2 separate regions of the Mus musculus genome follow, and region 2 is linked to region 1. The links are chromatin loops, found by intact Hi-C in ENCODE. Cell type or tissue: gastrocnemius. All regions are shown on one strand. Each heading gives the region's core, and the rest is flanking DNA. Links, peaks and the distances in the headings are about the cores only.

Region 1 (5,389 bases), core at 185-5,184:
ACATATACTGAGAAGTTGCCAGGTACCAAAGGAAAGAATTAACTTTTGGAGCAAGGGTCTCACTGTAAAGCCATGGTTGACATGTCATCCTTGGTACCCATCCAGGATTACCTGTGCTGGGATTTAGGTATACACCACCCAGCCTAGATCTTATTTTAATTTTCCTAGGCGTTGTCAAAATTTTTCTTTGCTTTATTAAATGAGTTTATTTTCACAAATTGTGTTAAAAGTAAAAATATATACATGAAGTTTTTTTTCGAGTAACATCTTTTTTATATTTACAATGATCAAGTTTATATTCTAAAGTCTCTAAAGTACTGGGGAGGGAGAGGGGTGAAGAAACACAGCAGGCCCTTTGCTTGATATGTTTTTTTTTTAATCCTCTAGTGAATTGAACAATTTTTTTTTACCCAAATTTTTCTACTGTTTACCAAAAAAAGGATTCTGATTTAAACGACTAAAGTGTAGAAATCAAAAATCTACCTTTTCCCCCTATCCTTTGGGACAGACCATGTTTAGCATTGTACTATTATTATTTTTTTTTTTACACTGACCTGAACTGCCATTGGACTGAGAAGATGCTATAGAACAGTTGCAGTTTTGTGAAGGCAGACAGACCAGTGTGTTCCAGACTCTCCATTAAATGACTAAAGACTTGGCCTCGGCTCTTCTCTAACAGAGTGCAATCTAGACTACTAACCCACTCCAGAGCATGGACAGAGAAAGCAACTGAGTAACCTAAAATACTTGGTGGTTTTGTTTACTTTTAAATGTGTGGATGAGGCAAACTTTACTCCTGGTAGGAGGAGAGCCAACACACAATCAGGAACTGCACTTGGTTTTTATCTGAACTCAGGTCGGGAATGAATGTTGTTTTTTTATTTTTATTTTCCCCATTGCTTGGGTCTAGCCTTACAGTCCTTTTCAATTGTCTTGTTCAAAAAGAACTGATACACAGGAAGTGAAGGGGAAAAGGGTCACTTCTCCAAGATGTCCAATTCCTAGAATAACTGCAGAGGGGACTGACTTCCAGTTGGGGAGGATTAATACATTTGAATAAAGGTTTCACAAGATGGGCAAGATATAAAGATCTAAATCCCTTGTCCTAAAAGTTTTTTATAGTATTTGAAAGGAAAGACATATATTTAGTATTTCTTACAAATGTATCTTATTTTCAAAACCCTTTCTTCAGACTCCTCAGAGTATTGCCTCTTGTCTGTGTCCTACCTTGGAGTGAGCCACTGTAATATGGTGGAAGCTCCTCTTTACTAGTAGTTGACTCAAGAAAACTGAGTTAGGCCTTTAGTGAACACAATTATTATTCTACATCTTCCATTATCATGTTTTAAGGGGAGCCTGCCTTCCTGGGGTGGTGTCCTTGGCCTGGAGATCAACTGACTTGGTTAGAATTTTACATCCTCAACCAGGCCAAAAATTCTATTCTCTGAACCAGGAGAACTCTTGTGTTATTAGGCCTTCACTGCTCTAAAGCACTTGGTTTTAAGGATGACAAAAGATTTTGTTTGTTTGCAACATTTTTCAAATTGTTGTTTTATATATTGTAAAAACAAACAAACAAACAAATGGATGTTAATATAGTGTGAGAAACTGGAGTTGTTGACATCCGCTCCGTATTCAATCATTGTCCAAGGGTCTTCAGAGTCTTCATAAATTTATATAAAATAAAGTTAATGAAGAAAGATACAGTATTAAGAAGAATTTCTGTACTATTTCTGGCATCATCGATACTACTCAGACAATTCAGCATTTTCTTTTGGTTAGCTTCTTTCACTTGTGTGTTTAGGATAAAAGATTTAAGAGAGATTAAAGAAGCCATTTTCATGTAATGTTATGTGCACATTCAATTTATCACGTTCCTTGTGTTTTGCATTACCTAATTGATTAGTAACCAAAACTTGTGTGACAAGATTATTTTGTTCATCGTGATGTGGATGATGAAATATTAGGATGCCGAGTAACTCCTAAGCCACAAAAAAGGTACTTGCATATTTAAGACAACCCCAATAAGCAAGTCTTTATCTTAAAGTTTATCTTATGAGGTATTCTGACATAACTCATAGCTCAGCATCTTTTTCACGGACAATGATTCTGGCCCCTTTCTGTTTTTTTTTTTTCTAAGAAGATTAACGTTATAAAAATTATTGAGTAAAGTAGATTTTCTTGCATAATTTAAAAGCATAATACGTATGTGTGTTTGAAAAGATCAATAATTTCACCATTCAAAAAGTTAGAAAACTTTGATGAGGTATGTTACATGAATTCAAATGTACAGAAGTTTTCAGCGAATGAACCATGCATCAGATTTCAATATTCTAGTCATAGCCTTTAAAGTAAACTTGAATTTCTTATAAGATTCATTGCTTCTATTGTGTGAGTGCAACTTTAGCCTAAGAGTTCCTGGACTGTGTGTGGGCGTTCATGGGCATATTTTTTATACTTTGGCTCTATCTAGTGGCCTGGAAAGAAATTACATGTAGGTGTGATACAGTACAAGACTTGGAATTATACAGTTAAAGAAAAGAAAAGTGAAAGGAAGGATGGAAAGCTACGTGTATCTAGTATATTACAGCAGGGTAGTTTTGTGATCTTGGAAACTACTATGTTTTTGTTTTTGTTTTCTGAATGTTCTCTTCAAATTAGGGAACTGCTTTTGTATGTAAGCCACATTCAAGCTGTGGCATCTTACCTTTTACGAGAATCAAAGGCCTTCAGTTCTTTCATTATGTATTCCTCTAAGATTTCTGTCTTATAGAAGAATAGAATCTGCATCACTTATAGCAGAAGTGAGACAACATCCTTACCACTTCTCCAAGTCCCCCATGTCCACGGCCCCCACTCCTGTGTCAGAGGAAGAGAATTTTGCGGAGGTTCTCTCTGAGTGATCTGTTCATTTTAGTGACGCAGAGTTGGAACAAGATTATTGAGTTCCGGACATTATTTTTAATTTAACAATCTTTGGATTCTCACATCAAATCTATGCTTTCCTCCCCATTTCATGTTTTTCCACCTTGAAGGTCACAGCAATTCTTTGAGCAGTAAAACCATAGTATTTGCAGCAGAATGTGTGTTTCCTGTAATTGCTTTAAACAGGTAAACGCCGGTGCTCTAATCAAAACGACCATTTCATCTAAACAGTAAGCTGCTGGGTTTTTTTTTCCCCCTTCCAGGAGAACATGTAGCGTTTAACCAAGAACACCCTTAAGCTTGTAAAGGAATGGGTAATTTAAAGTAGCTAATGGGGATGACAATGCAGCTTGTACTGCTCGAAATCTAATTGTCAATATGAAAGCCTCTGCAGATTTTACCAGCAATAACTTCCGTGCTGCTAAGCTAACCTACAGCACTTCCAATTCAATCCTGCCAGAGCAGCAGCCATGTACACTCAGCATTGCGGCTCAATCAGTCTTGTCCTGAGCAGCCGGAGATTTCAAAATGGCTCAACTGATTGGCTCTCCATGAAACAGTGCACCTGGTTTGTGCCTACACAGATGGGCATACTTCGCTTATTGGTGGGCATCTTAGTGGCTTTTAGAGATGTGACTACTGAACCGGTTTGACTGTTTGAAATTGCAATGCAGTCTTCTGAGCCAAGAGAAGGTCATTCCTTTTGAAGAAAAAACTTTTTGAAAAATAACAGGGCCTCCATAACGCTGTGCCCCTCCTGATTTAATTTTTAATGGCTTTAAAAAAATAAAAGAAAACCTTCTACATCAGAACAGCTTTAGGTTTGCTACTAAAAAATAAAATACTGAATGCTCAGACTCTACTCCCAAATTTTCAGGCATTTGATTGCAGCACACATGTTGGAAATAATACTGAGAGATTATTAGATAAAAATTGATGCCTGTTTAGTTTTTCCTTAATCTTATCTTACTTTTGTGAGATTGTACTCATTAGTAATCGCTTCTCTCTTACTTAATTTTACTCAGAAAGTTTGCCATCCCCTAACTTGTAAAATTAATCAATTAATTGTGCGTGTGTTCGTGCTTGCATTATTTTCATGGTTGGACTAAGGAGGTGTATTTCTATGAGAAAACCAGAGAATTCAATACCATTGCTGACCATTTTCTGAACTCAGACTGTGAATTCAGACTTCTGGTGTTGAACTGAACACAGACTTCTCAGTGTTCTTGGTAACCTTAATATATTATCTAGGAGGCAAATGTCAGTTTTCTTCATTTTTTTAAATATGCATATGTGTGTGCCTGCATTAGCTTCAGTTCACCACATGCATGCAGGGGCCTGCGGCAGGCAAAAGAGGCTGTCTGACAGGCTGGACCTGGAATTGCAGGTGGTTGTGAGCTGCCTAATGTGGCGACTAGGAGCCAGTGCATTAGAAGAGTTAAGTGTACTCTTAAGTGCTGATTCATCTCTCCAAAGATCTTGCATTCTTCACTCTTCCAAACAACTTTCTTTTGGAGAATTTCATGTATCAACACTGAATTTACATCAGTTACACCTCATCTTCTTTCCTGTCCAACTTCTTTTTCCATCCCCAACTTCCCCTAAAAATCATATCCTTGTCTTTAATTGTATATATTATGCACACATACAAATGTATAGAGCCCATTTATTATTACTCATATATAATGTGTTAAGGGCTGACCACTTGGGGTAGGATGTCCTAAGTTCCTCTTCCCTTCTCATCTCCCCATACTTCATTCTTGGATATGAAGTAAGCTCATGAGGTGAGTTGACTAAAACTGCAGGGAGTTTTGATGATGACTGTTTTTGGATTATTTGGACTGCTTCTGTGTGGAAGACCTGTCTGTTCTCCATCATCCATTTACTAAGTACTTTATCTTAGGATGGGTTTATTGATAATTGTTTTTCTCAATTTGTGTTTTCATTAGTCAAGCAAACACTTATAATTATAAAATTATAATGTAATTTTGGTAAAAATAGTTATGATGGATGGTCTTGGATCATCATTCTTACAGAAAAATAAAATTACAATGAATTCAATAAATAATATTTTCTGAATAATCAACTTTTTAATTGGTGATTTTACTTGTCAGTTGTTAAGTTAGAATTTCATTAATTGGAATCACAGAGATTCAATTCATAGGCTCCTCAGGGTTACTTATAGTATGGATATTTTTTAGATTTTTATATGTTGTTTTTACATTTTGATGTCAACAAATTCTCTGCAAATTGTAATGTGCAAATTAATTTTTAGCAATTTAATAACAAGTTTTCAATTAATTTAAATTTATAGTATCTTCCTTTTATTTATTTGAATAAAACAAAGGAAAAATTATTTGGATCATTTCAGAATGGAAACAAAAGTTGTCTTCAAAGATACTACGGTGTGAAAATGTTGCTAGGTGAAGCTTCATAATAAAACATCTCAATACAATATTTAACA
Region 2 (5,389 bases), core at 78-5,077, 1.8 Mb before region 1:
ACAAATGGATGTATCTGGAGGATATCATCCTGAGTGAGGTAACCCAATCACAAAAGAACACTCATGGTATGCACTCACGGATAATTGAATAATAGCTCAGAAGCTCGGAATGCCCAAGATATAATTTGCAAAACAGATGAAACTCAAGAAGAAGGAAGACCAAAGTGTGGATACTTTGCTCCTTCTTAGAAGGGGGAACAAAATATCCATGAAAGGAGTTACAGAGACAAAGTTCGGAGCAGAGACTGAAGGAATGACCATCCAGAGACTACCCCACTTGGGGATTTATCCCATTAATAACCACCAAACACAGACACTATGGCAGATGCCAACAAGAGCTTGCTGACAGGAACCTGATATAGCTCTCTCCTGAGAGACTCTGCCAGTGCCTGACAAATACAGAAGTGGATGCTCACAATCATCCATTGGATGGAGCACAGGGTCCCCAGTGAAGGAGCTAGAGAAAGTACCCAAGGAGCTGAAGGGGTTTGAAGCCCCATAGGAGGAACATCAATATCAACTAACCAGTACCCACAGAGCTCCTTGGAACTAAACCACCAATCAAAGAAAACACATGGCTGTAGCTATATATGTAGTAGAGGATGGCCTAGTCGGTCATCAATGGGAGGAGAGCCCCTAGGTCCTGTGAAAGTTCTATGCCCCAGTATAGGGGAATGCCTAGGCCAGGAAGCAGGAGTGGGTGGGTTGGAGAGCAGGAGGAGGGGGAAGGGGATAGGCAATTTTTGGAGGGGAAACTAGGAAAGGGGATAACATTTGAAATATAAATAAAGAAAATATCTAAGAAAAAAGAAAATATCTTTAAAAAAGGAAAAAAGAAAGAAACAAAAATACTTATTTAAAATTTCAAAAAAAAATAAAATTTTATTTTAGCTTCATCTATCCATTCTCTCATTTTGGGGGAGTGGTTTGTTTGTTTGCCTGGTTGGCAGTAAGAAGCACAGGTGATTAAAGACAGGGCTAGCAAATGCTCTCCTACGACGCTACTTCCATAGTTCTCCTCTTTTTTATTCTATAGACTTTTCCTTCTCTGCAGAATTTCTTTAAACCTTCAACATATAGCTGGCACAGGTTTTTATGTTCTGTTTTGTTTGTTTGCCTTTTATCCTGTTTGGTGTTTGCTGAGTTTCCTGGATATCTGTTTTACTGGAACATTAAGTTATGAGAGCTTGTTTGTCATATCCCGACAAATAGTGCCTCTGTGCCAGTTTTGTGTGTTCTTGCACGCATATCCACTACATACTTTTTGTAGTTTTCTCACAGTTCATGGACTTTATGTTCGTTTTCCTTCCATCTATTTCCTCTGTTCTTTTGAACCAGGAAGTGGTCACGTTCTCGAGTTCACAGCTCTTCCACGGCTGTGTGCAGTCCACAGTTCTGCCCATTAAGGCCTTTGTCCATTTTTCTCTCAACTTTTGATTCACAGTCAACACATCTTTGTGATTATTTTTTTTAAAATCTTCATCTCTCTGCTCATGTTGTCTATCCGATTTTGCATATTGCTTAACTCTTCTGCTAAAATTCCTAGTATGTTAGTCATATGTATTTTAAAACATTCTAATCTGACTTGCTATATTCCTGCCATATATGCCTGCTCCAATACCTGCACAGACTCTTCCAATAGTATATATATGGTCGAAATGCAGACAATAGCTGATGGAGGTACCCAGGCCTGTGGATGCATCTGGAACACAACCTCTACAGTGGAGTGTCATATAAGAGAACTGGATTTGAGTTATTGTCTTTGTGTTTTTGTGTGTGTGTGTGTGTGTGTGTGTGTGTGTGTGTGTGTGTGTGTGTGTGTGTGTAATTAGTTAAGGCAACTACTTTGAAATATTTTGTTTCCTTATCTGTAAAACCTGAATTACCAGTGGTGTGCTGAGGCTTATTCCTTGAAGTGCCTCTATTTCAATTTTACAAAATGTGAAACTTAGTTGTAAAAGACTATCATTTAAACACACACACACACACACAAATTGCATAAGCTTCTGATTATATTGTTAAAGGCAAAATACTTAACTTAAAACTTAACTTTCTTTGTTTACTTTGTGTAAAAGAAACCTACAGCTTCTTCCAGCACACACACACACAAAAAAATGGACTAGATTTCTACTATAAAGTTTATCAATAGGCAAGGTTTCATTTATAAAAGACAAAATTTTCTGCTTTTTAAAACTACATGCTATTTTTATTTCACGCCTGATGAAAGCTTTCTGTCTCATATGGTTATTATGGGCTGGGCTTTTAAATCTGGAGTCAGATCTGTATAAACCATATTAAAGATGTATTCAATCTTAAATTGTATTAAGTCATTTAGCCATCTGTTTTAGAGAGAGATACCAAGTGCTTAAAATTAAACTTGACAAATATTTCATAAAAAGTTAAGTGTGAAATAGAATGGTATTTAAAAATCTCAGGCCTTCGCTGACACACTTTTCCTTTTGGCCACAAGATGGCGCCTTTGCATTCTGAATCTCCACCAAGAAACACAAACTTTAAAATGGTCGACAAAAGACTTTAAAGTAGTCTGTATCATTTCCCTCAAACACTCTCCACTATACCTTTTGGATTCGAAAGAATAAAGGTGACGTGTACATAGAAATGGATTTCCTTTTGAATCCCAAAGGACAATTTATATGTGTTTTGAAGCTGGGTGGCTTGATCTGTTATTTCTGTGCGTCACTGAGAAAAATCCCTTCAAATAGCCAACATCTGTACGTCATTACACAATTCTCAAGGCAGACATGACTCCCGAGCTAGCGCTTGTGAAATACTAGTCACAATGGAGTGTTCTCTCGACCCAAAAAGCAAACGGTGAAAAGAGAGTCTTTTGGAAACAGAGGCACTGCGCATGTATCTCCCGTCTGTTTCTGCTCGCCCTAAGAGGCTTTGCATTTAATCCTTTGCTGTTTACCCTAAAAAAGACTGTATGGCTCATGCAGGTTGGGTTTTCATGGAATTTTAAGACTGGGGAGTTGAATGTCTTTTATTCAACTCCTTAGGCAAAGAAAGTATTCCTTATCTACCATCTCTTGATCATCTAGCTGTCCCATCAAGAAATCCCTCTTTGGTCAAAGGCTACATCAATGAAAAGGTGGCTAACTTTTATTTTAATTTAATAAATCTTTCCCGGACTGTATAGCTTCTAAAGAGTTTTGTGAAGATCAAATATCTTAAGATTTACTCTACTTTGGCTTTCAAATCAAGCTTCTGTAGAAGCTTGTGTTTGAAGAATAATCAGCCGGAGCCTGTCAGTAGGGCTTTTAAAGATTTTCTAATGCAATGTTTTGGTTCTGTAGATGGAGCTTTTGAGAAACTACTTACCATTGAAAACAAACAACAACAATAACAACAAATCTAAAAAAAAAATCCAAAGATTTGTGCAAAGAGGACTGTGCGTCCCTCTGACTTAATCATGCCTCGTGTAGGAGTCCCTCGGACTGCTTGACCAGCCTGTTATCAAAGGCTGTCCACCAGAAGATATGCTGTTTGTGTGAGGGTAGACTAAACTTATACTCGAATGGAATTATGATCTCATGGTTTAAATTTTTTTTAAATTTTTTTGTTTTTACTAAATTTATAACCTCATGCAAATCTACATTTTATTCAAGTCTTTGTGTAGTCAGGGCATGGGGTTGAGGTAAATTGAAGCTGAAGGTCAAAGAGGTAAGCACAGGGTCATACCATGGAGGCAGCCAGTTGTCCCCTTCTCGAAGGGCTCACCTTCTATAAGTAGCTCATGGTCTAAAACAGCTGCTTAGCACCTCCCAAGGTCTCCAGAACAATTTTGCTTGACCTTTTGTTAAAGACTGCCTCCACTAAGCAACTGATTTTCCTGTTCCCAAGGGTGGAAGGTTGAGACAGGTTTTACGGCGCTGTATATTAAAATTGGATCAACTCACATGGGTCCCAGGCAGCACGTGGACCCCTTGGTTATCTAAAAATAGAGACCACAGCTACAATTCTTTAACTCAAGGACTGAGGTACCTGGGCATAGTTATACCCACTTGAGTTATTTCCTGAAGAGATGATTTAACAGTCAGGGACCTGCTCTAGCTGCTTAAATTAGGACTGAAAAATCTGTGCCACAGCGTGCGTGGGGACGCTAGCCAAATCAACACAGAGGTGGTCCACATCAATGCTAGATTAGCAGTGCTAGAGAGTCAACTCCTCGGGGTAAACCTATCCGTGATAGGGATGGTTTCATGAGAAATTCCTTGAAAGGACACTGAGCTCAAAATGATTCAACTGACTTTGACCAGTTGACTATGCCCATTGTCCTCTTAAGAAGGCCCTGCCATGATGTGAAATGTATTTCGGGGATGTCATGATGTTTATGAGAAAATAGGCTGCTCTCCTCTCCTCGGGATCATCTGCAGGGTTTTGGTATGGGGGAGGGGGTGGCAGAAAGAGTGTTTCTGAGGACTGAACCACTGTCAGCCACATTTCTCCCATATCTAAGCTCTATGAAACTCTTCTGTGCTCAGAAAGCTCCTGACCCAGTTGAATGCTTAAGGGCTTTGTGGAGACGAATCTGCGTCATACTATATAGAGTTGCCGTTTATTTTTCTTTCCCTGTTCCTTAAACTGGCCTGCTTGGTGGTTCTGCCTTGGACAGTTGCTCTTCGTGTATTGAATTGAGGAGAGGAAGCATCTAGAGCAGCGGCTCCCAACCTTCCCAAAAGCTGTGACCCCTTATTACAGTTGTGGTGACCCTCCCCACCACCATAAAATCATTCTGTTACTACTTCATAACTGTAATTTTGCTACTGCCATGAATTGTGATATAAATATTTGATATGCCGGGTATCTGATATACGACCCCCAAAGTGGTTGCATCTCACAGGTTGAGAACCGGGGATCAAGGTCGTTCTACTCACCACTTGCTAATGCAGGTCGACTAGCCAATTATTGGCCTTTTTAGTTCTCCATACTGTGCCTGGCTAGAGTTAAGTGTGACTTAGGTTGAGTGCAGGCACCACCTAAGGAACCTCTTCGTTTGCCAAGGATGACAGAAGACAAGAAACTAGTCTCCTGCTCTGCAGGCTTAAAGTTTTGCTGAGCACGGCAGTCTGGGCCTTGAACCAACCCATTATCCTGTCTACTAAGATAACGCAAGGATTCATCTGAAAGGGGAAACGAAGTTTGCCAAGCAGTCTGGGTGAGAAGGTGAGGGAAATAGCGGGCCACTGTGGCATCAGTACTCAGGGAAGCGTGCCCCATGGCCTGTCACTTGACTGTGGCATCTTTCAATTTCTATTCAAAAGTCTACCCACCGGTACCTTGCAAATAATGAATTGTGGCCGTTGACATCAATCCCAACTGGAATTCCTTCTAACATCTGACTAAGTTTGTCAGAGGGTAATTATTT

Evidence for each region. Hi-C counts contacts between places; a loop is a spot of excess contacts. Peaks named below come from ENCODE experiments on the same cell type or tissue, not always from the same donor. Only the 100,000 strongest peaks of a DNase experiment are listed, where the experiment ranks them.
Region 2: it touches region 1 in a loop (10-fold over the local background); 27 of 42 quality-filtered maps call a loop at or near these places.

What each region holds. Positions count from the first base shown.
Region 1 is chr2:56,111,744-56,117,132 of GRCm38, reverse strand. No RefSeq gene overlaps it. Among named protein-coding and RNA genes, the nearest start is that of Mir195b, 670 kb to the left of the region's middle. In gastrocnemius, for the core only: a CTCF peak has its summit at 2,485 (motif pointing left); no DNase peak of the experiment used is centred there.
Region 2 is chr2:57,916,654-57,922,042 of GRCm38, reverse strand. No RefSeq gene overlaps it. Among named protein-coding and RNA genes, the nearest start is that of Galnt5, 79 kb to the left of the region's middle. In gastrocnemius, for the core only: a CTCF peak has its summit at 2,464 (motif pointing right); DNase peaks (open chromatin) are centred at 2,467 and 4,109; H3K4me3 peaks cover 349 bases.